Regions from separate parts of the Homo sapiens genome. Here region 1 is linked to region 2. Evidence: chromatin loops called from intact Hi-C (ENCODE). Cell type or tissue: HepG2. All regions are shown on one strand. Links, peaks and the distances in the headings refer to the core of each region. The heading gives the core; the rest is flanking DNA. Region 1 overlaps MAP4K3-DT (MAP4K3 divergent transcript). Region 2 overlaps MAP4K3-DT (MAP4K3 divergent transcript).

The links. Hi-C counts contacts between places; a loop is a spot of excess contacts. Peaks named below come from ENCODE experiments on the same cell type or tissue, not always from the same donor. Only the 100,000 strongest peaks of a DNase experiment are listed, where the experiment ranks them.
Region 1: a loop joins it to region 2, with 3 times the contacts of the local background. A loop is called at or near these places in 45 of 110 quality-filtered maps.

What each region holds. Positions count from the first base shown.
Region 1 is chr2:39,442,670-39,457,775 of GRCh38, reverse strand. MAP4K3-DT (MAP4K3 divergent transcript) reads right to left here. Exons shown (of 6, transcript NR_037875.1): 2 at 3,845-3,937; 3 at 3,411-3,479. Among named protein-coding and RNA genes, the nearest start is that of MAP4K3-DT, 13 kb to the right of the region's middle. In HepG2, for the core only: no CTCF peak of the experiment used is centred there; DNase peaks (open chromatin) are centred at 8,195 and 9,465.
Region 2 is chr2:39,495,763-39,510,868 of GRCh38, reverse strand. All of the region lies in intron 3 of MAP4K3-DT (MAP4K3 divergent transcript), which reads right to left. Among named protein-coding and RNA genes, the nearest start is that of MAP4K3-DT, 66 kb to the right of the region's middle. In HepG2, for the core only: no CTCF peak of the experiment used is centred there; DNase peaks (open chromatin) are centred at 4,955, 5,788, 6,458 and 10,158; H3K4me3 peaks cover 1,087 bases.

The DNA of each region.
Region 1 (15,106 bases), core at 3,550-11,549, 54 kb after region 2:
CTTCATTACTTTTTTCTCTTAACTTTTCTTATGCTTTCTTCAAGTTTAATTGCATTTTGTTTCTAACTTATTGAGATAAATACCTAGGTAATTTTTGTTTAAAGCTATCGATTCTAGCCCTTAAGATAATAAATTTCCCCCAATACACAGTTTTAGCTACATCTTAAAATTTTTTATGTCATACTTTCATTATGATTTAGTTTAAAATATTTTCTTATTTTCATTGTGATTTCTTCTTTGACCTATGGATTATTTAGAAGCAGACTGCTTAATTTTCACATATTTGAAATTTTTCTAGTTTTTAAAATATTATTAGGTTAATTCCCCTCTGCTCAAAGAACGTACTCTGTATTATGTCAATTTTTTCAAATACATTGAGGCTTGCTTTATGGCCCAAGTTATTGCCACTTTTAGTAAACATTCCATGTTCATATGAAATGAAAGTGAATTCTGTAGTTGTTTGGTGAAATATTCAATATATATCAATTTTGTAAATTCTGTTAATCATGTTGTTTACATTTTGTGTTTTCTTATTAATTTGTGTCTACTTTTTTATTGGTTACTGAAAAGATCTTACTGTTATTGTAGATCTATTTCTCCCTGCAGTTTTGGGAATTTTTGAATTAATATATTTTGAACTATATTGTTAGTTGTACACAGAATTAGACTTACTGTATCTTCCTGATGGATTGATATTTTTATTATTGTAAAATATCCCACTTTATTTCTAATAATGCTTCTTTCCTTAAACTCTACTTTGTATGTTATTGTATAGCTATAAGAGTTTTGGGTTACAGCTTTCACATAACATGTTTTTTTTCTATTCTTTTACTGTTGTATCTTTTGTAAAAAAGCATATGCAATTATTTTAACCAGTATGACAATCTTTGTCTTTTAGTGGAATATTATGCCATTTTTATTTAATATTTTAAATTTATAATTAATTTATATTTAATTTTAATAGTTAAGGTACTCAATGAGATATTTGGGTTCACAGGTACCATTTTACTATTTTTTTCTATTTGCCCCACTTGTTACTTGCTCCTTTTTATCTTTTTTCTTGTGCCATCTTTTTTTTTTTTTTTTTTGAGATGGAGTTTTGCTCTTGTTGTTGCCCAGGCTGGAGTGCAAAGGCGCCATCTTGGCTCACTGCAACCTCCGCTTCCCAGGTTCAAGCGATTCTCCTGCCTCAGCCTCCCGAGTAGCTGGAATTACAGGCGTGTGCCACCACGCCTGGCTAATTTTGTATTTTTAGTAGAGACAGGGTTTCTCCCTGTTGGTCAGGCTCGTCTTGAACTCCAGACCTCAGGTGATCTGCCTGCCTTGGCCTCCCAAAGTGCTGGGATGACAGACGTGAGCCACCACACCTGGCCTCTTCTTGCCATCCTTTAGCTTAATTATTTTTAATTAACTATCCTTTCTCCCTTTTCCTATTTCCATATTATGTTAGTTATAAATATTTTTATTATTCTCTTAATGGTGACCTAGAGTTTACAACATTCACCCTTGGCTTATTATATCCTTGTGTAATTTAGTATTTTTCTCACTTCTGAGACAAAATATCCTGGCTGACATCCCCATTGGACATCTATACCATTTTGGTCTATTTGGGAGTGGACACAGCTCCTCACCATTTATAGAAACTGACTCCTGTCTGGTTCTCTCCAGACAGGTTCAAGAGACCTAAATTCTCCTGACATCAGGCCATTTCCCTTTTCTTGGAGTCCTTCCCATTCCAAATCATTGAATCATCTGCCTTCATGGGCTTAGGCATCAGAAAATCACCACAGCTTAACCCGCCCTCCAGAGAGAAGAGATAAAGAAATACTTCTCGTTTTCCCATTATGAGCCAGTAGACAAGAAAATAAAATATGGTTTATCAATCAATTTATCCTGCCACACCTACTAATATTATATGAGGTTTTGTGGCCTAGCCTTGGCATCTAACCATAATTAATTACACTATTTCCATGGGAAATTAATTCTAGGTTATAAACACTTAGACTTAGGAACTTTGAGAACCCAATATATTAATAATATGTATTCTCTATATACCATTATTTTTCTTGCTTCTATTTATCTGAGAAAAGAAAAAAACTGCAGAGATCAATGATAAGGCTCATGATGACTGCAATAATACTCTGGTCATGTTGCTTTAGGATTTTGTTTCAACATTAATACCTACAAATGGGGTGAACATGAAGGACTATATAATCTCTCACCAAATTGCAAGATATTTTTATGCCTTTTGATTTCTTTGCCAGGCAAATGACATAGAGCTAGAGGGGAGTAATAATTTTCAGAGATATACTCTCCCTGAAATATACTGCAAAGTTTAAAATGCACTCATAAATACAGATGTAGGTAAAGTTTAATTTAGGGAACTCTGTGTTGGGTGTCGTAGCGCCTATCCCAAAGAACCAGGAGATGGTGACTTGGTTTAATAAAACATTACAAAGGTCCATGAGGAAAATCTCCAGGGACTAAATGGTGGTAATTTTGACCTAGACCATGGCAACTGTCCCTTTTGCTAAAAGTAACAATACTGATTCCTAAGTGTGTCTTCTTCTTAGATACCAACTTTCAATTCCAAGGAGAGACAATGTAGTCCAGACCTCTTACTATTTCCTGTGCTCTTTAGCTTTCATCTGGACTAGACTAAACTTTCATTCTGAGGTTTCAGGCAACCTTAATTTCAAGTGGTTGCTTCAAGCCGCAAGCACTTTTTACAAGATATACCAAGAGTGAATTGAACTCAAGGTAATTTTTTTTCTTCAAAACTCCTTCGTGGTTCCACAGGTGGAATAATATTTGTTTCTTAGTTCTCCCAGACCACCATTTCCAGGTCTAGTCCAATAAATATTGATGTGAAGGCAGAACAATCATAAGGTACATTTGTATATAGTTATACGACATATCATAAGAGAATTCTGTTTTTCCAAAATAATGTGTAAGTTTGGCATAGGATCATCTGAAAACTGGAAATGATCAATACAACAATTCCATGGTCATAAAATGAGTTTTGTTTTTTTTGAGACGGAGTCTCGCTCAGTCGCTCAGACTGGGGTGCAGTGGTGCGATCTTGGCTCACTGCAAACTCCACTTCCTGGGTTCACGCCATTCTCCTGCCTCAGCCTCCTGAGTAGCTGGGACTATAGGCGCCCGCCACCAAGCCCGGCTAATTTTTTTGTAGTTTTAGTAGAGACAGGGTTTCACCGTGTTAGCCAGGATGGTCTCGATCTCCTGACCTCGTGATCCGCCTGTCTCGGCCTCCCATAAAGTGCTGGGATTAGAGGCGTGACCCACCGCGCCGGGACAAAATGAGTATTAAAAATCTGCTTTTCCCCGTAAGACGTATTCCACACTTAATCATTCAAGAGCTGATTATCCAGAATGTATAATATACAAACCCATTATTTTTTCTTTTCCCTTCTGCTGCCAGATCTTTGGTCATTTCACAGCTCGTTAGCATTCTCTCTCTGGGAAAATAAAAGCAAATGTAGCTCAAATTATTATTTTAAACTTTCTATGTAAAGGTTTTGTAGGAAGAGTTATAATTATTGGTAAAAATACCACTTTACTTTAATAAGTATTTGGTTAGGCTCTGCTGGGCACTGTGGAAGAATGAACAAAGCTGAAGACATTGTCCCTGCTCTGAAGACTTTTTACAATATAATTGGAGAAACAAGATTTATGTATATTAAAGTCAAATAGTAACGCAAGACAATATATATTTAACCAACAACATCAAAAAAATCTAGCGATACAAACATATATACAAGAGAAGTTTATACACTTAGAAGGGGTTTTAAAAAAGGAGAAGGCTGGGCATGGTTGCTCATACCTGTAGTCTCAGCACTTTGGGAGGCCAAGGCGGGAGGATCACTTGAGCTCAGAAGTTCAAGACCAGCCTGGACAACAAAGCAAGACTCTGCCTCTATAAAAAAAATAAATAAATAAAATTTTTAATTAGCCAGGCATGGTAGTATGTGCATGTAGTCTGCCTACTTGAGAAGCTGAGGCAGGAGGATCACTTGAGCCCAGGAGTTTGAGGCTGCAGTGAGCTATAATTGTACCACTGCACTCCAGCCTGGGTGACAGAACGGGACCCTATCTCTAAATAAATAAATAAATAAATCCAAAAAAAAAGTGAGAACACACTGTGAACTGACAAAGCCATCATGGAAATTCTCAATAAGCTGGTGAGACAAGCTAGTTATCAAAGAATGGATGGAATTTCAACATGGGAAGAGGAAAAAAAAGAAAATCCTGCACACACACACACATAAAAAAAATCACAAAAGCCAAGAATTCCAAAGTCTAGGAGCCATATACATCTTTAAATGAAATATTTCAAGCATCAACATACAGAAAGTAATAACAACCTCTTTTTTTCTCCCTACTCACCTTTGTCAAGTATTAACTTGTGTAATATTTGCTTCAGATTCTTTTTTTTGAAGTGAATCAGCTAAAGCCTTCTGCACGCTATATGATAATCTTTTTTTCCTCAACAGGATATAACAACTATCTTGAATATGACTTTTTTATTATTACCATGGATATTCTAAAATGCCTATCATACATAGAAATATCTAGTATTTTCATGTGTTTAAACTTAGTGTAATCAGTAGCATACTTTATGTATTTTCTGCTACTTTATCACTCAGTATTACATTTTTTGAGATTTATGCATATTTTAGTTCCAGTTCTAGTTCATTCATTTTAACTAATCCGTAGTATTTCACTGTGTGATCACAAAACAATTTACTTATCCATTCTCAGGTGGATGGAAACTTACATCATTTCCAATTATTTTTCTGTTATACATGATACTTCAATGAACATTCATTTACCCATCTCCTTGTATGTTTAAGGGAGAGTTTCTACACGGAGAAGTGAAATTGCTAGATTGTAAGATAAAGATATCTTTAGCTTATTAGATTTTGCTGAATTGCCTTCTAATGTGGTTGTATAAGAGTTCCCTGATCTTCTTTACCTTTGCAATTGTTTTTATTTTTCATTTTTAGATACAGGGTCTCGCTCAGGAGTACAGTGGCACAACTAATGGCTCACTATAGCCTTAAACTTCTGGCCTCAAGCGATCCTCCTGACTTGGCCTCCGAAAGCATAGGGATTACAGGCATGAACCACTTTTGCAATTCTGCTAACTACATCATAGGTGTGGAACTTCCAGAGTACCCTGGAGCCAATACTTTCTATAAGCTGGTGTTTGTGTAGGTGACGCTCAGTATTGTATCTCACTATGAACCGGCCCAACCCAAGGGAAGGGTGGATATCAAACCTCTGGGAGAGAATTTGGGAAAAGCAAAGAAAGTAATGGTGTAATGGTTGAGGACTGGTTGCACATTTTATTAACTTTTGCATCCCCAGTATCTAGTACAACCTGAAACTCAGATCAAGGCTCAGTAGATGTTAAATTGACTGGAACTAATTATAAACTCTGATATGCTTCTAGTTTACTTCTCTAAGCTTCAATTTCTCCATTTATAAATTATGGATGATAATAATTCAGGAAGTCATTCCAAAGATAAAATAAGATATAAATGTGAAGACATTTATAAACTCTAAAGAGCCATGCAAATTAAGTTATAAAAGATTAGAAAGCTGCTTCTGTGTTGTGACATCTTAGATATGACCAGATAACATTTTAGTTGTTCAAAGAAGCATTGCCAAGTTTCTCATTGGCATTCTTCTTGTAGCCCTAATAAATCCTGGAGTCTCACATGCCTGAGACTCTGCTCAGAGCCACATATAGAGATATGTAGTTATTTTGTTTTATTTTTATTGATTGATTGATTGATTGATTTTTGAGACAGAGTCTCACTCTGTTGCCCAGACTGGAGTGCAGTGGTGCAATCTCGGCTCACTGCAACCTCTGCCTCCCAGGTTCAAGCAAGTCTCCTGCCTCAGCCTCCCAAGTAGCTAGGATTACAGGCACATGCCACCACACCCAGCTAATTTTTGTATTTTTAGTAGAGACGGGGTTTCGCCACGTTGGCCAGGCTGGTCTCAAACTCCTGACCTCAGGTGATCGCCTGCCTCGGCCTACCAAAGTGCTGGGATTACAGGCATGAGCCACCACTCCCAGCCAAGATACACAGTAATTTTAAAAAGGTATTCTAACCTTTACTTCCAACTCTGAAAAAAAAAACATCAAAGAGGAACCCATTCATTTTGTAAAGCCACACTTGAGTTCTATTCTATTCTCTTTAGTCCTCAAACATAAATCCACAATCTCTTTCACAAGTACTCAGTTTGCTGAACTTTTGCTTATTTTCTCCCTTCTTCCTTCTTCCAACATTTTGAAAGTTGACAGCTCTTCTCTGGTTCCCCTTCTTCTCTCAGTTCTCCACTTGGACCTCCACTATCCATCCCTTAAATCCCACGCCAGATATGTACCAAGGAAATGCCAGAAAACACTTGCCTGGAGGAAGAATAGTCATACTTCATGAAATCATCCTAAAGCACACATTTTTGTCATTGAATTCAGTGACATTATTTTCACTTTCAATGTTTACAAAAATAAGGTCCACCCACCTCTGTTACTTTTAAGAGCCCCTTGTTTAAAAAGAAAAAAAAGAAGAAGAAAGAAAGAAGGTTGCTCACATTGCTCTACACCCTCAGACCCCATTCATAAATCTCATGACTCCATCTATGGTCTCTATTTGTATGGCTCAATTTACCCTCTTATACTTCGTATTCAGAATCTGTCATTATCCTTGTAATAGCTCCTCCTTGAATGCCCTCTTATTTCCTCAAAGTCAACATGTCTAAATGTAAACTCACATTTATTCCAAATTTAGCTTCACCTCGGAACTTCCATATTTCCATTGTTGGCATTCTGGAAGCATGTTTATTGGCCAGGTGTGCTATCATAAGAAGAGGAAGAGACTGGGGCAAGAGAGACTAATTAAGAGCTTGCACACCATATAGCAGACAACAGAGTGCACTCAGATTTGCAGATAGGTGTTTTGAGTTTATGTGGAATGACAGAATAATGCTCTCCTTAGGTGAGAGGATACATAAACCCTAAATACTGGCATCAGCAATGAAAAAGTGTTATGCTTTTAGGCAGTACAGTTTCATACAAACATTTCCAGACATTGAGATAGACACAGACTGACCATAAGAAGCTCCACGCTTAAATTTGAAAGAGGCTATTCACAAATTTCATTTACAAGTTTAACCATTTGTAAATAAAATACAAAGTGGTGGGGAAACTTTCATGAATTTCCTTCCTTTTGTTTCTTTTACAAGGAAAACAATTATTCCATCACCACATGTTAAAACTATCCTGATAGCATCAAATGCCTAGCTGAGAGAGGTCATACTACAATTTAACTACTAATTTATGTTTAACTACTAATGTAAAGATATATTTTTTTGGCCGGGCACGGTGGCTCACACTTGTAATCCCTGCACTTTGGGAGGCTGAGGAAAGTGGATCACTTTAGGTCGGGAGTTCAAAACCAGCCTGGCCAACATGATGAAACCCTGTCTCTACTAAAAATACAAAAAATTAGCTGGGCATGGTGGCGCGTGCCTATAATCCGAGCTACTTAGGAGGCTGAGGTAGGAGAATTGCTTGGACCCGGGAGGTGGAGGTTGCAGTGAGCCGAGATCGCGCCACTGCACTCCAGCCCGGGCAACAAGAAGAAAACTCTGTTTCAAAAAAAAAAAGATTCATATATTTTTAAAGTATCTGTAAGTAACCCAGACGATATGATCCCAGGCTGAAGGTCTGGCTCAAATACTAAGAAGAGGCATGCCTTGGCCGGGCACGGTGGCTCACGCCTATAATCCCAACACTTTGGGAGGCCGAGGCAGGTGGATCACGACGTCAGGAGATTGAGTCCATCCTGGACAACATGGTGAAACCCTGTGTCTACTAAAATACAAAAAATTAGCCAGGCATTGTGGCACGCGCCTGTAGTCCCAGCTGAGGCAGAGGAATCGCTTGAACCCGGGAGGTGGAGGTTGCAGTGAGCCGAGATCGAGCCATAGCACTTCAGCCTGGCAACAGAGTGAGACTCCGTCTCAAAAAAAAAAGAAGAAGAAGAAGAAGAGGCATACCTTGATTTAGACAGGCTTTGCCATTAGCTCAGACCCAGCAAACGGATCTGTTTCCCGGTGCAGAGATCTGGGTCAGTTTGAGAAAAGAGTTATCTTCCCATTGACCTTGAACTGTGAGCAGGGAATAGGAGTAATGGAAAACTGGTATTCGAACTATTTTAACTGTTTTTTTTTTTGTTTTGTTTTGTTTTGTTTTGAGACGGAGTCTCGCTCTGTCCCCCCAGGCTGGAGTGCAGTGGCGCAATCTCGGCTCACTGCAACCTCCGCCTCCTGGGTTCACGCCATTCTCCTGCCTCAGCCTCCTGAGTAGCTGGGACTACAGGCGCCTGCCACCGCGCCCGGTTAATTTTTGGTATTTTTAGTAGAGAGGGGGTTTCACTGTGGTCTCGATCTCCTGACCTCGTGATCCGCCCGCCTCGGCCTCCCAAAGAGCTGGGATTACAGGCGTGAGCCACCGCGCCCAGCCTTAACTGAGTTTTTTGTTTGTTTGTTTGTTTTTGAGACGGAGTCTCGCTCTGTCGCCTAGGCTGGAGTGCAGTGGCGCGATCTCGGCTCCCTGCAAGCTCCGCCTCCTGGGTTCACACCATTCTCCTGCGTCAGCCTCCCGAGTAGCTGGGGACTACAGGCGCCCGCCACCATGTCCAGCTTTCTTTTTGTATTTTTAGCGGAGACAAGGTTTCACCGTGTTAGCCAGGATGGTCTCAATCTCCTGACCTCGTGATCCGCCCGTCTTGGCCTCCCAATATGCTGGGATTACAGGCGTGAGCCACCGTGCCCGGCTGTTTTGATTTTTTTTTTTTTTTTTTTTTTTTGAGGCAGAGTCTCGCTCTGTAGCTCAGGCTGGAGTGCAATGGCAGGATCTTGGCTCACTGCAACCTCCGCCTCCCAGGTTCAAGTGATTCTCCTGCCTCAGCCTCCTGAGTAGCTGGGATTACAGTCACGCGCCACCACACCCTGCTAATTTTTGTATTTTTAGTAGAGACGGGGTTTCACAATGTTGGTCAGGCTGGTCTCGAGCTCCGACCTTGTGATCTGCCTGCCTTGGCCTCCCAAAGTGTTGGAATTACAGGCGTGAGCCACCATCCCCGGCCTTAACTGAGCTTTTATTTCCAGTTTTAATCTGTTTTGAGAAAGAAAAACTCCAATCCAGGTTTAAACCAAATTAGTGGATGATTTTTTTCAAAAAAGATGAACTTTCTAAATCTACAAATAGATTTGCTTTACTATTATACAGGTTTTGTTGTGCAGGGGTGAAGTCCTCCTAGGAGAAAATAATAACGTACAATAAAGCTTCTAGTGAAAAGGCCAGCAGGATATGACTCTGGGGCAGTGAGCAACTCTGCAAACACAATGTATGTGACTATATTTGTTCTGGGCCAGGTCGGTCTGGCCCAACAGCGCTCTGTATTTGGGAACTAGGACACAGGGCAACACCTCTTAACCAGAGGCATCTGAGGGGAATTCTAGGCTGGATGTTATGTAAGATGGAATCAGGGAAACACTATGCTCTAATATATCATGGGATAACAGATAAATATAAGGAAGATTTTATTAAAAAAATGATCTCAACCATCCCTCGGTCTGTCCCTTAGCAGCGTGTACTTCCTTAGCGTTCTTCAGTACAGTCATGCATCGCTCAATGACAGGGATACATTCTGAGAAATGTGTCACTGGGTGATTTCGCTGTTGTATGAAAATCATAGAGTGCACTTACACAAACCTAGAGGATAGAGCCTACCTCACATCTAGGCTATATGGTGTAGCCTAATGCTCCTAAGCCACAAAACTGTACTGCCTGTTGCTGTATTGAATACTGTAGGCAATTGTTACACAATGGTAAGTATTTGTGTATCTCAACATGGAAAAGACATAGTGAAAAACACAATATGAAAGATTAAAAAATGGTACCCTTATATAGGACACTTCCCATGAATAGAGCTTGCAGGACTGGAAGTTGCTCTGGGTGAGTCAGTGAGTGAGTAGTGAGTGAATGTGAAGGCCTAGGACATTACTGTATACTACTGTAGACTTTATAAACACTGTATACTTAGGCTATACTAAATTTACACAATTTTTTTCAATAATAGATTAATCTTAGTTTACTGCAATTTTATTTGTTTATTTTTTGAGGCAGGGTCTTGCTCTGTCACCCAGGCTGGAGTGCAGTGGCACAATCACAGCTCACTGCAGCCTCAACCTCCTAGACTTGAGTGATCCTCCCACCTCAACTTCCTGAATAGCTGGGACCACAGGCATGCACTACCAGGCCTGGTTAATTTTTTTTAAATTTTTTATAGACATGGGGTCTCCCTGTGTTGCCCAGGCTGGTCTTAAACTCCTGGGCTCAAGCAGTCCTCCTATCTCAGCTTCCCAAAATGCAGAGATTACGGGAGTGAGCCACTACCTCTTTATATACTTTTAAATTAAAAAAAAAAAAGTTAACTCGTAATAACACTTGGCTTAAAACATACACATGATATAGCTGTACAAAAATATTTTCTTTTAGGGCTAGTCTTGAACTCGTGGACTCCAATGATCCTTCTGCCTCAGCCTCCCATGTAGCTGGGATTACAGATGCATCCCACCATGTTCAGTCTTTTCTTTCTTTATATACTTATTCTACAAGCATTTTTGTATTTTTTAATTTTTTCAATTCTTTTTTTTTACTTTTAAAATACTTTTGTTAAAAACCAACACAGAAACACGTACATTGGCCTAGGCTTATAAAGGGTCAGGATCATCAATATAACTGTCTTCCATCTTCACATCTTGTCCCACTGGAAGGTTTTTTAAAAAACTTTTTTGAGACAAGATCTCGCTATGTTGCCCAGCCTGGTCTTGAATGCCTAGGCTCAAGCAATCCTCCTGCGTCAGCCTCCCAAAGTGCTGGGATTAGAGGCATATGCCTCCATGCCCGGACCCCACTGGAAAATCTTTAGGGACAATAACACACATGGACCTGTCATATCTTATGATAACAATGCCTTCTTCTGGATACCTCCTGAAGGACCTGCCTGAGGCTCCTTTACAGTTAACTTTTTTTTTTAAATAAGTAGGAGGAATACACTCTAAAATAAGGATAAATAATATAGTAAATACATAAACCAATAACAGTCATATATTATCATTATCGAGTATTATGTACTACCCATAATTATATGCACTGAATGCTGACATGACTGGCAGCACAGTAGGTTTTACACCAGCATCACTACAAATATGTGAGTAATGTGTTGCACTACTATATTACACCAGCTATGATATCAGTAGACAATAGGAATTTTTCAGCTCCATTATAATCTTATGGGACCACTGTCATATATGCAGCCTGTTGTTGACTGAAATGTTGTCATACGGTACAGGACCAGATTTTATTGCCTATTTTTGATGTAGCCTGTACCCTCCAGGACTGAATGAGTCTGAAAAGATATCATTTAAAATCTTGGCTTCCCAAGAAGATGAAAGATTCTCGTCTAGATAATTCTTTTGTGTTTTCAAGATCTCACCTGGTAGCAATATAACATACAGGTACTGGGTGCTCGGTTTTGTTGTTGTTGGTGTTATATTTGCCTGGGGATGAGAAGATAACATCTAGCCTGTTAGATTGATGTCAGGGCAGAAACTTCACAGTGAGATGCTTGAGACCAGGTTTCTTGTCCCTGACACTTTATGACAGTGTGGGTTCAAGAACACTTGTGATGATCTTAGAGGAGGGCAAATATGATTTTTGGAGATTTTTCTTCATCAGGACCAAGGGGCCAGGTAGGGGTTGAGGATTTTAGAATTATAGATAACAGTATGAATGGCATCTCCCAGAATCGAGCAGTACAGTGACCCTGAGTTTGTTGGGCTATAAAAAAATTGGATAAAAGTTTAGGCTATAATAAAGCGTTCCAGTAATAGGTAGTTACAATCCCCCCATAGTAAACAGTGACCAGACTGCATTTGGAATACTGAGCTCAATTCTTTGCCAGAGTTTACTCTGAAAGATATTAACAAGTTAAATGTGTCCATACGAAGGGGTCCAGATGAGATGTATAGAGTTCATGATGTATGAGAAAGGCTGAAGGGGATTTGGGAGAATATAACTAAGAGGAGACACAATAGCAGAAGAGAAAATACGAACTTTGATAGTTAAGGTTAGCATTGATCTCCATAATGACAACTAACGATACTTTTCTGTCCCCCTCTTTCCCAGTCTCTCTTTGGTATTTAACAGTGTTGATCCACTCTCCTTAAAATTTCCTCTTTTGTTTCATTGATACAATTTGTACTACTTCAGTAGATAGTAAGATTGAATTGAAGTGCAAGAAATCTGTGAAAACACTTGTGAAGGATAAAGAGGAAAAGTAGCAGTAGGAGGGAAGAATGTCAGATTGCAATCCACATCTTAATACCACATCTTAATACCATAAAGGGAATAGGAGAAGGAAGAATTGGGTAGAGTCTATCTGCGTGGCGGCTCTGAGAAAGGCTCAATTAGGCCAATGGGGACCCCAGAGCAAAGACTGCCCATCGGAAGAAACTACATTGGAAAGCAATAGCCATGCTCAGGCATTGGCTGGGAGGATCTAGAGAGAGGGAGACCTCTGTGTAAATGCTGTGATAGATCCCAAAGGCATGGTGGTGGGAGGCTGTCAGCTAATCACAGCCCATACGGCCGGTACCTCCCTGGAGGGAAACCTGACTGTTCATTCCAATAGGTGCCACACAATTCCATTACCACATATCACACTGGGTCCCACCTCTTTGGCCTTTTTTGCTAAATTCCCTTACTTTGCTCACACCCTAAATGTTGGGGTTTTGTAGGAACCCATTTTCTGCCTATTCCATACATTTTCCCTATGAGAATTAATCTCAACCCACAATTTCAAATACTACCATCACTGTATGTTGATATGCACTCCAGATGTTAATTCAGGCCACCATTTTCTCTTACCTATACCATTGCAAAGGTCTCCTGATTATTCTCATATCATGTCTCTAGTCTTGCCACCTGTCTCCAATTCATTTTCCATACTGCAGCTAGTGAAATGTTTCCAAGTCACAAATAAGATCTTGTTATTCACATGCCAAAAACTCATCAATAGCTCCCTTTTGTTCTCAGTTAAAAAAAAAAAAAGAGAAAAATCCTAATCATTTAACACAATTTATATGTTCCATCATGGACTGGTTCCTGCTTACCATTCCAGCCTCATCTGTTACCACATTCACCGTAAACAGAACTAGGTTTTGTGTGTGTGCGTGGAGTGTACCTTTTTGCCTGGCTAATTTTCTACTTGTCTTTTAAGCATCTGCTGAGATGTTCCTTCCTCTGTGAAGACTTTAAAACTTACAAAGACTACATTGGGTGCTCTCCTAAGTAGTCCCAGGAAGTATATGATAAGGGGCAGGTGGAAGCGGAATGTTGGCTGTGAATCTATGGAGGACAGTGAAACAACATCATTTGGACATTGGAAATGTAATAAAACAGATAATATTTTACATATCAGAACTTCTCTCAGCAAATATACTGTATGAGATAGAAATAAATACCTTGATAAACAGATTGGTGTGGGTGACAGTTCTCCCAAGGGAGATGCTAAGCAAACATTCTCAATCCAACCACTCACACTCCCACCCTCCCAGCCAAACCTTGGGCATTCAAAAATGTGTGTGGCTATTTTTGTTGATGTCAGTATGGCTGGGAGCAGTATTGACATGGGGTGGACAGGGATATTATGATGCATGGGGATCGTCCCACACAAGGAAAAATTGTTCCACCCAAAATGCTAATAAAACCTCAATTGAGAAACACTATTGGGGGTATGCAAATCTGAGAACTGAGCCAAATTGCTCAGAATAAGAGTGGTTGAAAGTTGACACGTGAGAACTCCCAGCTCCACCCACAGCAAGGCAGAGCTCTCCCTTTTTTGTAAATAAATATTGAGTACCTGTTTTTTAAAATACTGGTTTAGGCTGGTTACAGTAGTTCATGTCTATAATCTTAGCACTTTGGGAGGCCAGAACAGGAGGATCACATGAGCCCAGGAGTTTGACACCAGCCTGGGAAACATCATGGGACACCATCTCTACAAAAAATAAAGAAAACTTAGTCAGGTGTGGTGTGTGTGCTTGTAGTTCCAGCTACTCAGGAGGCTAAGGTGGGAGGATATCTTGAGCCTGGGAGGCCAAGGCTGCAGTGAGTCATGTTCATGCCACTGCACTCCAACCTGGGTAACAAAGTGAGACCCTGTCTCAAAAAAAAAATTGATTTAAAGAAAATTAAAAAGCATATATTGGTTTGAAAAAGAGCCAAATTATTAGCCCCAGGGGCATCTAATATTTCCTTCTGGCTCTACTTCCCTGTACCTCTCTGAAGTTTTCACTGAGAACTTCTCTGTATTCTCAATTTAAGTTCAGAGACCATGCCCTATTGCATCATCATAATCTAATATAGTGTTTGACACATGATCAATGCTTGTATTAGTTCATTCTCACACTGCTATGAAGACATACCCAAGACTGAGTAATTTTTAAAGGACAGATATTTAATTGACTCACAGTTCCCTATGGCTGGGGAGCCTCAGGAAACTTACAATCATGGCAGAAAGGGAAGGAAACATGTCCTTCTGCACATGGCAGCAGGAGAGAGAATGAGAGTGGAGCGAAGGAGAAGCCCCTTATAAAACCATCAGATCTTCTAAGAACTTTATTATCATGAGAATGGCATGGGAGAAACTGGCCCCATGATTCAATTACCTCCCATCAGGTCCCTCCCATCACACGTGGGGATTATGGGAACTATAATTCAAGATGAGATTTGGGTGAGAACACAGCCAAACCATATCAATGCCCAATAAATTTTTCTGAAGTATGACTCCTCAAATCTAAATATTAGCCCTGATATTGTTTCTAAATTTCAGATCCACATTTTTATCACTAATTTTATATTTCCAGTTGAGCACTTCAAACTTAGCTACAAAACAGATCATCTACTTTGACTCTCTACCAAATTATACCAGTTCCCTTT
Region 2 (15,106 bases), core at 2,492-10,491:
TGTGGTGAGCTGAGTTTGTGCCATTGCACTCCAGCCTGGGCAACAAAGAGCGAAACTCCATCTAAAAAAAAAAAAAAAAAAAAAAAAAGCCACAATATAAGGACATTCTCAGGAACATTGAAGCTAAGAGGCCATAGATTGAATAAGATGGCCAAATATGCCACACGGAGCCAAAGAAGCAAGGCAAGCCTCTGCAGAGTCCCATTTGACGTGAAGAGGCAGATAACCAATGTTTCCGAATCATAGTAACTGAAGTTAAAGGAATGACTCCAGGTCATCACTACGTTGATTTCCTTTCCCTCACTTCTGGGAAGGTCTTAAACCCCTCTACAGTGTCTTTCCACCATTTATTTCCCCCCTTGCTTTCTTCCACTTATTCCCAGTGGTGAGCAGGGGCCAGTTTATACCACCTCCCAACTCTGTGTTCAGTAATTTACAATCAGCCGCGATGGGAGTGTTTATGCCTTAGAAATTGGAAAATGCTGCAAATCAGAGCTTTCTGTTTTTTTTCTGGAGAGCCAGTTGTTAAACAGCTCCCAGTACATCCTGCCTGTGACTGAGAGTTTTTGCATGGGAGGAAGAGGCCGTGTACTGAGGCGGACAATGTTAGAAGTCTGGGGATGGGAACAGAGAAGCCCAAAGTGCTGGGTGGGAAGTGGTGAATTGCCAAAATTGGTTCTGCCTCCCTCACGGACACACACACCCCAGCCCCAGCCCCAGCCTTGGGTTCAGTATTTAACAGTCATTCAGTAAGAAGCTGTTCCATATCTACAGGGATGTGGAGGCAGCTTTCTATTGATTTGGAGGGCTGGATACCTTCCTGCTCGAACATTTTTTGAGGTTTATGGTACAGAATACAATAACCTAGGTACACATAGTGTACATTCTGTGTATTAGGCTATTATACCATGCACCATATGTTGCATATTATCCATTTTCCTCTGTGGATTTAAAGGTTTCACATACATTCAATCTTGCTTTTCCTCTTCCAACCCCCCATGTAACAATGTGTGTTCCTCTTCCCCCAAACGTGCTTCCCGTTGACCTTTGGACTCAACATCTTGTCTATTTTTAAAATGTTCCTGAGCCAGATAATTATTACACCCTCTAAAGTAGAGTTCTTTGACTTTAATATACATAAAATCACCTGGGGAATCTTTTTCCAATGCAGGTTTGCATTCAGTTTTGACCCCATAACTCTCTCTCCCTTCTACTTCTTCAACTTTAAGAAGTTCCGACTATACCTCTGGAAGAAACAGCCTCTCACAAGAGATTGGACGAGGAATAGAAGTCTGAACCAAGCAACCAAATCTATACCCAGGTGGGGTTGGATTCCCTTTCAAGAATTTGAAGTAGAATGCTGTCCTAGCCAGAGTTCCTCACCCCCAAAAGCAGAGCCTGAGATAGAGATTTGCAGGCAGTAATTTATTTAAGGATCCCAGAGAATAGAAGTGCAGGATATGGGAAATGACAAAAGAGAGGAAGAAAAATCAGTACAAGGGTATGTTATTGAACTGGGCATGGCAAAGGGCAAGCAGTGCTCCCATTCTGTAGGACCTGCTAATGAGCTTTCTGATAGGCAACTCTGTCCATCTCAAGCATTTATCCAGGCTTTCCTTTATGAACAGTACTGATTAAATGCTTGATAACCCTTTATTTTCCAGTTTTCAGATAGTGACTTCATTCCCTGGCATCCTCCAAAAGTCACCAATAAATATTATTTTAGTATGATTATGAACCACGAGTTTAAATATATTTGATGTATTTAAATCCATTGCAGTTATTATTCTAATTAGTGCTCAAATTATCCCATCTTTGGCCAATGGAAGCTTATTTATGCTAGCTACTAGTCTTTTTGGTACAACCTCAGTCATCTTTGATAGCATCCTTCCTTTCTGGTGTAATAAGATATTCTAGAGCAGCTCTATTCAATGGAATTTTCTATGATGATGGGCATGTTCTTCATCTGTGCTATATGATACTGTAGCCAGTAGTCACATGTGGTTATTAAATATTTGAAATGTGGCTAATGGAACTGAGGAAATGAATTTTAAATTTAATTTTGATAAATTGTATTTCAAATAGCCACCTGTGACTAGTTGCCACCATATTGAACAGCACAGCTCTAGAGTAGCTTTTTGTGTAACAAATGAAAAAATTTAGGTACAGAGAAGCAGGACTTGTCTGTGATAGAATTCAATCTTTATCATTAGAACAGTGCAGGGACTGCCTGCATCTAAATAATCTGGGAAATCTGTAAAATATTGATTTCTGAGCCTCTCCCCCAGATATTCTGATTTATCACATATGAGGCGGTGCTCAGGAATCTGTTGTTTTATCGTTGTTATTTTAATGTTACCATGTGATCTAATGAGCAGCTCTGGGAACCACTACATTAGACAGCTGGAATGTAATATTTATGTTACAGCTATGGTTCATTGAAAATCATTCCAACCAATCAATTGTACATCTTTAACTCCATATGGTCAGTTTTAAAACTTCTCAGAAGACCATAGCACTCTGCCAGTTATGTAATCAAGAGCTACGGGTGCTTGTAGAGGTTTGCCTCTCCCCGGCTTCAGCACAGGCCTCATTCATCCATAATTTAAAAAGACACAAAACCAAGCCAAGAGTGAACAGCTTTCCTCCTCAGACCAGCCATTAGGATCTACTGTGCCTCCTGTGTATGTCAAGAACTGACATTTTACCCTGCTTGCACAAAACAAGTTAGCCTGCCACAGATTCAGGATACTGGCAGAAGACATGAGACTCCTGGGCCAAAGGCAAAGGACTTTGTTTCACTCAGCACAGCAAGCAATGTGAGATTTATGTTCATATTAGTTCTTGCCCCCCAAGGTCCAAGAGGGTAACAGAGTAGCCCAGTAGCACACACAATGGATTCCATCATGGCCGAATAACTCCAATAATTTATAATGAGCTACAAATAAACTTGCTCAACTTTGCCCCAAAAAGAGGCATCATCTTTATTATACTATGCAGCAAGCAAACCCTCTCTGTTCCAGAGGGAGATACTACCTCTGTCTTCCAAGGCTGCTTTCCAATATGCAAACATGTTTGGAAAATGCTATCAATGCTTCTGCTTGAAAACATGAAGAAATATGAGAGACCTATGGAGAACTGTCTCCCCCAGTACATATCCCAGGGCACAATTCCTGGCCCATCTGCAGCATGGTGAACCCCTAGAACCAGAACAGAAACCCTAGAATCTATACAGTGTCTATATAGAGACCCTTCTATTCCATCCCAGCTGTGATGACTTTGGATGTGGCTCTGTCCTCTGGGGGGATGTAGTAATGCATCCTTAGAGGAGCAGTCTCTAAAGTCAGTCTATCTGAATTCACATCTCAGCCATGACACTTACTAACTGTGTGACTTTGGGAATTGTATGTAACCTCTCCATGCCCCAATTTTCTCATCTACAAAATAGGAGTAGGTTAATACCTACCTCAAGGTTATTGTAAAGATTATATGAGATAAAACATGTATTTAACCCAAGTTATATAGCAAATTATCAGTAAACATTAGCCATTGCTATTACCACTCATTATTATTAATTCTTTCTCATGACTTTTCCCATCATAGTGGAGCCACCTGCTCATAGAGAACCCTGGCACCCATTGGCTTCTTCCTAATCCTAGATTGTACTTCCATTGCAACTTCAGAGCCAATTTACCACCCTATGGGGTTTGCTGTATTCCAGAAGTGGGTGAGTTATGGCCCGCAAGCCAAACTCAGTCTGCCGCCTGTTTTTGAAAATAAAGTTTTTTGGAACACAGTCACACCCATTCATTTACATATTTTCTAGGGCTGCTTTAGTATCGCAATACCAGAGTTGAGTAGTAAAGCCTAAAATATTTACTATTTGGCCCTTTGAAGAAAAAGGTTACCAGTCCCTGCTCCATTCTATTCACAGACTATATACCAACTCCATCCAACAACCTTTAAGATGGGTTGTTGATCAAGAAGACCAGGAAAGGGTGGCAGTGAATTACTGCTACCTCTTTTCATTAGAAAAATAACTCCAAAGTACTATTAGGAAGGCATCAGTTTAACGTTTTAGAACACTGCTTTGTATTACTCTTCGTTGAATTGGATTGTTTACACTGTCCATCAACTGGCCATTTAACAAGCAAAACATTAGTAAACTGTCTTTGTGTAAGAGTATTAACTCAAAGACAGAAGACTTTTTTAAAAGGAAATTTCCTTTTGTTAAAGGATTTTATCAAAGAGTATTCTAAAAAATGAATTTGCTTTTTTTAAATAAGAGTAAATATAGATAGAATTTATCACTTTCATTCTCTCCACAAATATCCTTAACATGTTACTAACCCTCAAATGAAGACAGGCATTAGATGAATATTTACGACGGCCATGGTTAATGAATATTATTCATTAACTATGTATTTAGTACTAGGTTTCAGAACAGAGTCATGAGATATGTTTAGTCATTATAACTGAATAATATGTTTAGTCATTACAAATGACTATACTAACCCCTCAGCAATGAGAATGTCAATATCCATATAAAATTTTTAACTTCTTTTATAAAATACCCTTTCAGAGCAGAGGCAGAAAGTTATTTGACAAGCTGTGACTAAATGATACTGATAGATTTTTTTTATTTTCATTTATTTATTTTTTGAGATAAAGTCTTGCTCTGTCAGCCAGGGTGGAGGGCAGGAGCACCATGTCGGCTCACTGAGACCTCTGCCTCCTGAGTTCAAGCGATTCTCCTGCCTCAGCCTCCCGAGTAGCTGGGATTACAGGCACCCACCACCACACCCAGCTAATTTTTGTATTTTTAGTAGAGATGGGGGTTTCACCATGTTGCCCAGGCTGGTCTCGAATTCCTGACCTCAAGTCATCTGCCCGCCTTGGCCTCTCAAAGTGCTGCTGGGATTACAGGTGTGAGTCACCATGCCTGGCCAATTGATGTCTTTATCACATTCAGAGGCCAGACTTTAAGAGCCTTCTGAAAAACAGCCTGAAACCCAAAAGTGCAAAAAAGGGAGAGGAAGGAGAGAGTGTTTAGTGTTTAATAATTTGTGGGGTTTTCTTGTTTTTTTCTTTTTATAGAGATGGGGGTCTCACTACATTGCCCAAGCTGGTCTCAAACTCGGGCTCAAGCAACTCTCTCGCCTCAGCCTCCCAAAGTGCCTCAGCCTCCCAAAGGCATTAGCCACCATACGAGGCTGGGAGTTTTTGTTACGGGCCAGGGTATTGTAAAGTTCCCCAGGTGATTCTAAAGTACAGCCAGGTTAAAGCCCATTGATCCAGGCAAACTCCTACTGAAGCCTAGGGGTACACTTCAAGTCTGCTGCCCTTTCTGCAGCCAAAAGCTTCTCAGAGGCCCCCAAATCACAGCAAATAAACAACTGACCCTGTATGAAAAAATATATATATATTCAGAACTTTCCTTGGATGGGTGGGTGGGGATAGGTTTGGGTGGGTTTGTACGGCACCAAGAATAAGAATTTAGCCTTTTCAAAGAACAGAATAAAACTTGAAATATTTAAGATCTACCACCCCATAATACGGGCATGATGTAATCCCTTAATTGGTGGTGTACCTTTGGCCCAGTTAGTATGCTTTGTCCCAGTGTTTGGGAATGTGTCCTCTTAGCCATCCTGTTCTTGGTTTAATATTCAGCAAGGTGACCACCATTATTTACAATTCTCCTGAGAGAGTAGCCCCAAAACTAGGGATTTGGCATGCTCCCTCTTATCTCTTTGCCGTGGTGCCGTGGTGTTGCAATTTAAAGTGCTTCTGAGTTGTCTCTTCCTTTGGGAATTTCCTCTGGAGCAGGAGATTAATCATTATGCAAATATTAAATACTCTGAACATTCTAGAAAGGAACGGAATTTGTTTAAGCAATCCTGTTACTGCTGTTTCAGTGAGATGACAAACAGCTGTTGTGATTTGTCCTGCATTCAAATTCTACTGTGCAGTTTGCATTATATCAAATTATATTTAATTTTTCCTTGAGATTCATATGTACCTCTGCCAAAACTTCTGGATTCCCATGAATCTTCAAATATATCGACCATCACCCAGCCTGTTTGCACCCACTCCGAGACCTAAAGGCTACTCTGGGAAAAGATATATTAAAACATTTCTCTCTCGGAATGTTAGTTTGACTGAGATGTTATTTAGATTCCTGAAATAGCCTAAATGCTTGGGGTGATCTGAAAGGAAATGCTGCGGTCTAATGTTGCTAATAAATAGGGGAAGTCATGCTCTCTCAGGCACAGCCGTAAGGGAAAAACAAAGTCCTCACTTTGTCCTGAAGGTCAAAACTCCATGGCTTGGCTTGTCGTATTCTCTCCCTCTGTGTCCTTGTTGGTTTCTAAACAATAGACTACTGGTTAATAATTCCCTATATTAAAACTCCCTGTTCAAATCACTGTGTGGTTTCTCTCTTCGGGTCTGACCCATACTGATATGGGATCCTTGCTAAACACTGAACGCCCCAAGGGCAAAAGGCAGGGCTGGGACCAGGGTGAGGCAAGTGAGGCACACAGCTTCGGCTTCGGGGATTGCAGGTCATTCAAGTGCAAGGTCACCTGAGAGTGAGTGCCTCCTTGAACAGTGCACCTTAGGTCCATTGCTTCACTCACCCTCATCTATACCCTGCTCTGCCATTTTCCTTTTTTTTTTTCTTTTGAGACAAGAGATTCACTCTTGTTGACCATGCTGGAGTGCAATGATGTGATCTCAGCTGACTGCAATCTCTGCCTCCCAGGTTCAAGCGATTCTCTTGCCTCAGCCTCCCGAGTAACTGGGATTACAGGCATGTGCCACCACACCCAGCTGATTTTGTATTTTTAGTAGAGACAGGGTTTCATCATGTTGGTCAGGCTGGTCTCAAACTCCTGACTTCAGGTGATCCACCTGCCTCAGCCTTCCAAAGTGCTGGGATTACAGGTGTGAGCCACCACACCTGGCCTCTTTCTTTCTTTTTTTTTTTTTTTTTTTTTTTTTTTAAGAGAGTAATCTAGCACCGCCACAGAATTCTAGCAGGTGCTCAATTAGCATTTAGTGAAAGACTGAATTACCTTTTCTTTCTTGGAATCATTTTCTTAATTCAGTTTAAAAAAACATTTGAGTCTGGGCCAGGTGCTGTGGCTCACAACTGTAATCCCAGCACTTTGGGAAGCCCAGGTGGGCAGATTGCTTGAACTCAGGAGTTCAAGACCAGCCCAGGCAACATGGCAAAACCCCATCTCTACAAAAAGTACAAAAATTAGCCAGGTGTGTGGTGGCATACACCTGTAGTCCCAGCTACTCAAGAGGGCTGAGGTGGGAGAATCACTTGAGCCTGGGGAGGTCGAAGCTGCAATGAGCTGTGCATGATTGCACCACTGCACTCCAGCCTGGGTGACAGAGTAACACCCCATCTCTTTAAAAACAAACAAAAAAAAAAGTCTAGATATAGTATAGTATGGTACTCAAAAGCCAGACTTCAAAGTCTCATAGACGCAGGCTCAATCCTAATCCTAGTATGACACCCTGGTCCAGTTACTCTCTGATCCTCAGTATCCTTAAATATAACATAGACATATTAATAACACCTACTTCATAAGGCTGTAGGAAAGATGAAATAACATTATGCACATAAAGGATTTAGTTCAATGCCCTCAAATGTTACCTTGTAGTTTTGATAGTAGGCTAAAGTCACTCTCCATTCAATTAGCTAAAAAGCCTCCCTAGTCTGAGTCACAGAATGACGAAATAAAAAACAAAATCCATTATGTCAGTAATTAGTCTTTTGCGGGGGGAAGGGGGTCTAAAGTCACAAAAATCGAGCATTGCCTTTCTCTGTCCTGAGAGCCAACCAAAAGCCAAAGTAATCAAGGTTTAAGAAGAAAGACAAAAAGCAGAGCCATACTGTTGATCTCCTTTCGTATGAGGGAAGATTGGAGTCGAATAAATATTGAATCACATATTTTGTTTTCATTTTTAAAAGTTAGAACTTTACTCCAATTCAATAAGAATGGTTAGTGCCCCTTTCAAGTTCTAGGAATTATGATAGGAAATAAAGATGCAAAAAGAAGATATCCTCCTTGCTCTTAAGCAATTGAAGGTCTTGAGGCTCCCAAGGAGGGAAAGGGCAGGGACCTGGCCAGGGAATCCTTCCCAGAGGAGAAAAAGGTATTGGTATTGCCAATGCACTGCGGAAGTGGAAAAAAGAAGAATGGAAGCCACTAATTACTTGCATTATTTAAGTGACTACAGCAAGATGGTGCTTTGTCTGAAATTCACTGCTAGTGTATTTGTTCATTTTGAGCTCGTCTTAGTCCATTCAGGCTGCTATAACAGAATGCCACAAACTGGGTTGCTTATAAACAATGGAAATTTATTTCTCACAGTTCTGGAGGCTGGAAGTCCAACATGAGGGTGCCAGTGGTTGAGTTCTGGTGAGGGCCCTCTTTCAGGTTGCAGATACCAACCTCTCACTATCACCTTACATGGAAGAAGGGGCAAGCTAGCTCTCTAGGGTCTCTTTTATAAGGGCACTAATCTCAATCATAAGAGCTTCACCTATGAGGTGAACTAATGACCTCCCAAAGACCCCACTATCCTATCACTGTGGGGTGTAAGATTTCAATATATGAATTTGGGAGGACACAAACATTCACTCTATAGCAAAGCTGCTAATATTGACAATGATAGCTACCACTTATTGAATGCTTAGCATATGCTAGGCATTTTATATACCTCAATTCATTTTTAATCCTTCCAAAAACCCTGAAAAGTAAAAATTATTATCACAATTTTACAGATAAAGAAACTACCTGCCAGGCACAGTGGCTCATGCCTATAATCCCAGCAGTTCGGGAGGCCAAGGTGGGTATATCACCTGAGGTCAGGAGTTCAAGACCAGCCTGGCCAACATGGTGAAACCCCGTCTCTACTAAAAATATAAAAATTTGCTGGGTGTGGTGTCAAGTGCCTGTAGTCCCAGCTACTTGGGAGGCTGAGGCAGGATAATTGCTTGAACCCAGGAGGCGGAGGTTGCAGTGAGCTGACATTGCACCATTGCACTCCAGCCTGGGCAACAACAGTGAAACTTTGCCTCAAAAAAAAAAAAAAAAAAAAAAGAGAAAGGAAGGAAGGAATGAAGGAAGTAAGGAAGGAAGGAATGAACCACCAGGCACAGTGATGTACACCTGTAGTCCCAGCTACTTGGGAGGCTAAGGCAGGAGGATTGCTTCAGCCCAGGAGTTCAAAGCTGGAGTTCACTATGGTCGCACCTATGAATAGTCACTGCACTCTAGCCTGGGCAACATAGCAAGACTCCATCTCTTAAAAAAAAAAAGGGGGGGGGGGAGAAAGAGAGAGAGAGGAGAGAGACAGAGAGATAAAGAAGGAAGGAAGGAAGGAAGGAAGGAACTGAGGCTCTGAAAGATTAGGTACCTTTCAGCCAGAGTAATGAAGTCAAGACCATTTTTCCCAACTGTGCCCTTAACCTGCTACTGCTGACTTTGTCCAGTTTCTAGGAATTCATTTTCTGCTTGCACGAAAAAAAAATCACACAGGGCCTATAGAGCATTTCTAAAACTAAGCAAATGTGACCTGAATTCCTTTGTAAAACACTGGCTACCATATAGTCCAGATTCAACCAGCTTTTATGCGCAACTGGAAATTTTAACAGAAATATGGATGTGCTACCCAAACCTGATCAACTTACTATATCACATCTCTAAAACAGTTCTACCAGATTATTAACTGCAGCTACAAAGAATAACCCCAGAAAATGTTCTTGGATTTTATGTCATCCTTAGTCCAATATGTAAAACTCCCACGGCGGAGAGCCTAACACAGAGTGGGCAATCACCAAATATTAGTTCCCTTATCTTTCCCTTCCTCTAGTGTAAGTTGTAGAAATTAAATAGTGAGCTAAGCAAGTAGATCAGGAGAGAACCCCTGGAAATCAGGTTAACCAGAAACAGGATAGATAATTACAGGCTAATCACCGACAGGCGTGGTTCACAGCCCCCTCCAAACCACCTTTCGAGGGATGATATTGCCAGTTATGGTTTTACCCAGGAACTGACCTTGGCCCAGAGCCTTCAATTCACTCGGCTAGGGACTTTGCATACCAGAGAAGTCATTCCCAGCCAATAGATATACTTTCCACATTCCCTTTAAACAAGGCTTGTGTTGGTGTTAAGATAAGCTCGCTAAGGGTAACTAAAGGACAGGGTTGGAAACTATGAAACAAGGATAGGAAAAGTAGGCTACATAAATAGGAGCCCCTGGAACAACTTTATGAGCAGCCCCAGGGAATGGCTTTGAGGTGGAGGGAAGCAGGGAATGTATATCATGACATATCAGTTTTGATACCTGTGTTCCAAAAAGAGCATTTATGACATTTGAGCATGTATTTATTGGTTTGGGAAGGAGTAATAATGAGATGATACAGTAAGCACTTTGCCTGGTGCATAGGAAATAAGTAGGCAATAAGAAAGAGCTGCCACTATCATTAGAATGAAGACTTTGCTCTTTGCTCTTTATCATTAAGACTGTAGTTTGTGGCTGGGTGTGGTGGCTCTCGCCCGTAATCCCAGCACTTTGGGAGGTTGAGGGGAGTGGATCACAAGGTCAGAAGATCAAGACTGTCCTGGCTAACACTGAGAAACCCCGTCTCTACTAAAAATACAAAAAATTAGCTGGGTGTGGTGGCATGCGCCTGTAGTCCCAGCTACTCGGGAGGCTGAGGCAGGAGAATTGCTTGAACCCAGGAGGTGGAGGTTGTGGCACTCCAGCCTGGGCAACAGAGCAAGACTCCGTCTCAAAAAAAAAAAAAAAAAAAAGACTGTAGTTTGTTAAAGAGGTTACACGGTACACGGTATCTGTATACACAAGGGGCTACTAAGGTGGATATTGTGGTAGGCTGAAAAATGGCCCTCCCAAAGATACCAGGTTATTTTCCTGGAACCCGTAAAAATTATCTTTATTGGGAAAGAAAAGGGGGGGTCTTTGTAGATAAGAGTAAGTTAAGACTCTTAAAATGGGGAGCTTGTCTGGACTATTTGGGTGGACCCTAAAAAATGCAATCACGAATGACCTCATAAGACACAGGAAGATTTCACGCCACACCCACACACGCACACACGTGTGCACACACACACACGAAAAGGCAAGGTGAAAATAGCAAAGATAGAGAAGACAGACATTTGAAACATGCTTGCCTTGAAGATTCTAGGGACAAAGGCACAAGCCAAGAAATGCCAGCAGCTACCAAAAGCTGGAAAAGGCAATGAGCAGCTTCTCTCCCAGAGCCTCTGGAGGAAGCCCATCCTTGCCAACACCTGGATTTCAGCCCAGTGATTTAGACTTCTGGCCTCTAGGACTAGGCAAGAATACATTTAGATTGCTTTACATTACCAAGTTTGTGGTGATTTGTTACAGTAGCCACAGGAAACTAATCCAGGTATGAACTGGCTTTTCAACCTAGCAAGACTCATCAGTAAATGTCTGACCAGCAAGAGTGAGATATGCTGTTCTAACTAATAGGTATTAATTGAATGATGCAGTTTCAAAGATATAGACAATGGTGCTGATAAACCAGTTTGTTGGAGGGAAGGAGGCTTTATTTTTAGCAGACACCAATTTCTGTGATGCAAATACTCCCTCCATGGCCCATTTCAAAGGTTTAACATCTGGCTTGCAAAATTCCTTACCATTTAACAATCAGCTTGCACAAGCCAGCAGCAGCCATCTCCAGCCCCTCCTTGTAGAGGTGCTTTAAATCACGAGAGAAATTGCTCTAAGACTGTATTGAGCATAATTTAATTTCTCCTTGATAATTCTGAAGGGCACTTCATGGTATTGTAGTTCCTGAGCGTCAACATGGGGAACATTAATTACTGTTGCACTGCACACATGCGGAGTTGCTAATCAATGGCATGGGGGCAGATAGTTTCTAAGGCTGATGGGATGAGAAGAACCAGGCAGAACCAGAATGTCCTATAGATTGTCAGTTGCATGCTTTTATTCCTTGCAGAACTCTGGAAGGAATCCAGTAGAGGCCATCACGCCCTTAGGTAAATTTATTATGGTATAAATTGTAATCGCAGTGACAGAAATCTTAATCATTTTTTTCCAATGGCATAAGGCTTTACAACTTTTTTTAAAATATTTTTTTATTATACTTTAAGTTTTAGGGTACATGTGCACAACGTGCAGGTTTGTTACATATGCATACATGTGCCATGTTGGTGTGCTGCCCCCATTAACTCGTCATTTACATTAGGTATATCTCCTAATGCTATCCCTCCCCCCTCCCCCCACCCCACAACAGGCCCCGGTGTGTGATGTTTCCCTTCCTGTGCCCAAGTGTTCTCATTGTTCAATTCCCACCTATGAGTGAGAACACACGGTGTTTGGTTGTTTGTCCTTGCGATAGTTTGCTGAGAATGATGGTTTCCAACTTCATCCGTGTCCCTATAAACGACATTAACTCATCCTTTTTTATGGCTGCATAGTATTCCATGGTGTATATGTGCCACATTTTCTTAATCCAGTCTATCATTGATGGACATTTGGGTTGGTTCCAAGTCTTTGCTATTGTGAGTAGTGCTGCAATAAACATGAGTGTGCATGTGTCTTTATAGCAGCATGATTTATAGTCATTTGGGTATATACCCAGTAATGGGATGGCTGGGTCAAATGGAATTTCTAGTTCTAGATCCCTGAGGAATCGCCACACTGTCTTCCACAATGGTCGAACTAGTTTACAGTCCCACCAACAGTGTAAAAGTGTTCCTATTTCTCCACATCCTCTCCAGCACCTATTGTTTCCTGACTTATTAATGATCGCCATTCTAACTGGTGTGAGATGGTATCTCATTGTGGTTTTGATTTGCATTTCTCTGATGGCCAGTGATGATGAGCATTTTTTCATGTGTCTGTTGGCTCCATAAATGCCTTCTTCTGAGACGTGTCTGTTCATATCCTTCGGCCACTTGTTGATGGGGTTGTTTGTTTCTTGTAAATTTGTTTGAGTTCTTTGGGCTTTACAACTTTCAAAGTGAATTGGATTTTTACCGTAAGCAAAATAGAACAGAGGGTTTATCTCAACCAGAAACAAATGGAGTGTGTAAAATTCAGTCTCTCTCTTCAGCCCCATGCTACTGACTTCTGAATAGCATTCCAGCTGTATTTATCTGGGGCTTGGGAAATTTTCTTGGTTCCTGGGAAGAAAGTTAACTAAAACATATGACATCTCTGGCAGCAGTCACAATTTCACACAAAAAGTTTCTTGCAATAACTTCACATATTGCTTCCCCTGGTGGAATCACTATCTCTAGGGAAAGCTTGGGTCTAAAATGACAACTATATTGAATGAAAGTGAGAGCTGAATGCTAGATCCACCAGCTTGTATCTCTCTAGGAGAAATCTTCATCTTAAAATCACTTTTTATGGATGATGTTATGACAGAGACAAGTCCTAGATTTTTTTCTTTTCCTGCTTTTAAAACATAAAAATTGTAAAACTTCTCAAGTAGCCAGACGTGGTGACGCATCTGTAGTCCCAGTTACTCAAGAGGCTGAGGCAGGAGGTTTGAGCTCAGAGGTTCAAATCCAGCTTGGGCAACATAGTGAGACCCCCCCAACACACACCAATCTCAAAACAAACAAAAAGCCTTCTCAAGTAAAAAAATAAGCAAATACTGTTACTACTCCAGCTACTCAACAGTGCTCCCTGTAGATGAAATACTACAGAGTGTTTGCTATTTACAGGAAATTGGAGGTGGGGTGGTTACTGGAAAGTGGGTTGGCAGAGATTGGTGGTTATGTGATTTAATCCTGAAATAGACTGGTTATGAGAATCAATGTCTTCAAATTTCAAATACTGTCTTGCTTTTGCTTTTGTATATATATACACACATATATACATATAAATATATATACACACACACACACAAAAGCAAAAGCAAAACAGTTATTAGCTATCCTTCCTAGAGATAGCTAGCAAGGACAGCTAATCAACTCTTTCAACATTTCAAGATTAAAGGATGAGGATACCACCTGGGTTTTAATACGGAGATGGCTCAAGCCCTTTCCACTGCCATGTAAAAGATTTTTAGATCACATGTGTTGATCATTACAGTGATGAGATGGTATTAAAATGCTTGACAAATTGGTCTCCATGGCAGTGCTTGTAGTCCCAGCTACTCAGAGAGGCTGAGGCAGGAGGATAAAGTGAGCCCAGGAGTTCGAGTCCAGCCTGGGCAGCAAAGCGAGCTCCTGTCTCTAAAACAAAATACAGACTTGACAAACACCTACTGAAGGCAATATGATCATTACTTACAGAAAGGACAGGATCAGAGCTAGGAGAGTGAAGGACTAGATTTATGAAGCTTCAGTCCCTTCTTTACGGGCACTGAAGAGAAACAGTTCAAGTCCTCCAGTTGTCCCATAGGCTTTGTCATATAAGAATGGATAATTTGCTACAAGCTCGAAATGGCAAAACCAATTACCTAATGTTGCTACTGTACTGACTAATCATCTTACTCATGAAACTATCTACACCTTGCAGAGAACTTTAAGAAAACCACTGGGCATGGTGGGTCGTGCCTATAATCTCAGAATTTTGGAAGACCAAGGTGGGGGCATCCCTTGAAGCCAGGAGTTTGAGACCAGCCTAGGCAACACAGCAAGATACTGTCTCTACATAAAACAAAAAATAAGAAAAGTTAGCCAGGCATGGTGGCTATGCCTGTAGTCCTAGCTACTTGGGAGGCTGAGGCAGGAGGATCCTTGCAGTGAGCACTCCAGCCTGGGTGATGGAGCGAGACCCTGTCTCAAGAAAGAAAGAAAGAAGGGAAGAAAGGAAGAAAGGAAGGAAGGAAGGAAGAAAGGAAGAAAGGAAGGAAGGAAGAAGGAAGGAAGGAAGAAAAAGAAAGAAAGAAAGAAAGAAAGAAAGAAAGAAAGAAAGAAAGAAAGAAAGAAAGAAAAACCTTGCAGTATACATTTTCATAAGCCCAAAAGTTACTTCCTTCCATTTATTGCAAGGCTATAAGAACCCAAATGTCTGCCTGTTATGATTTTAACCAGCACTTTTCTACAAGTGAGTA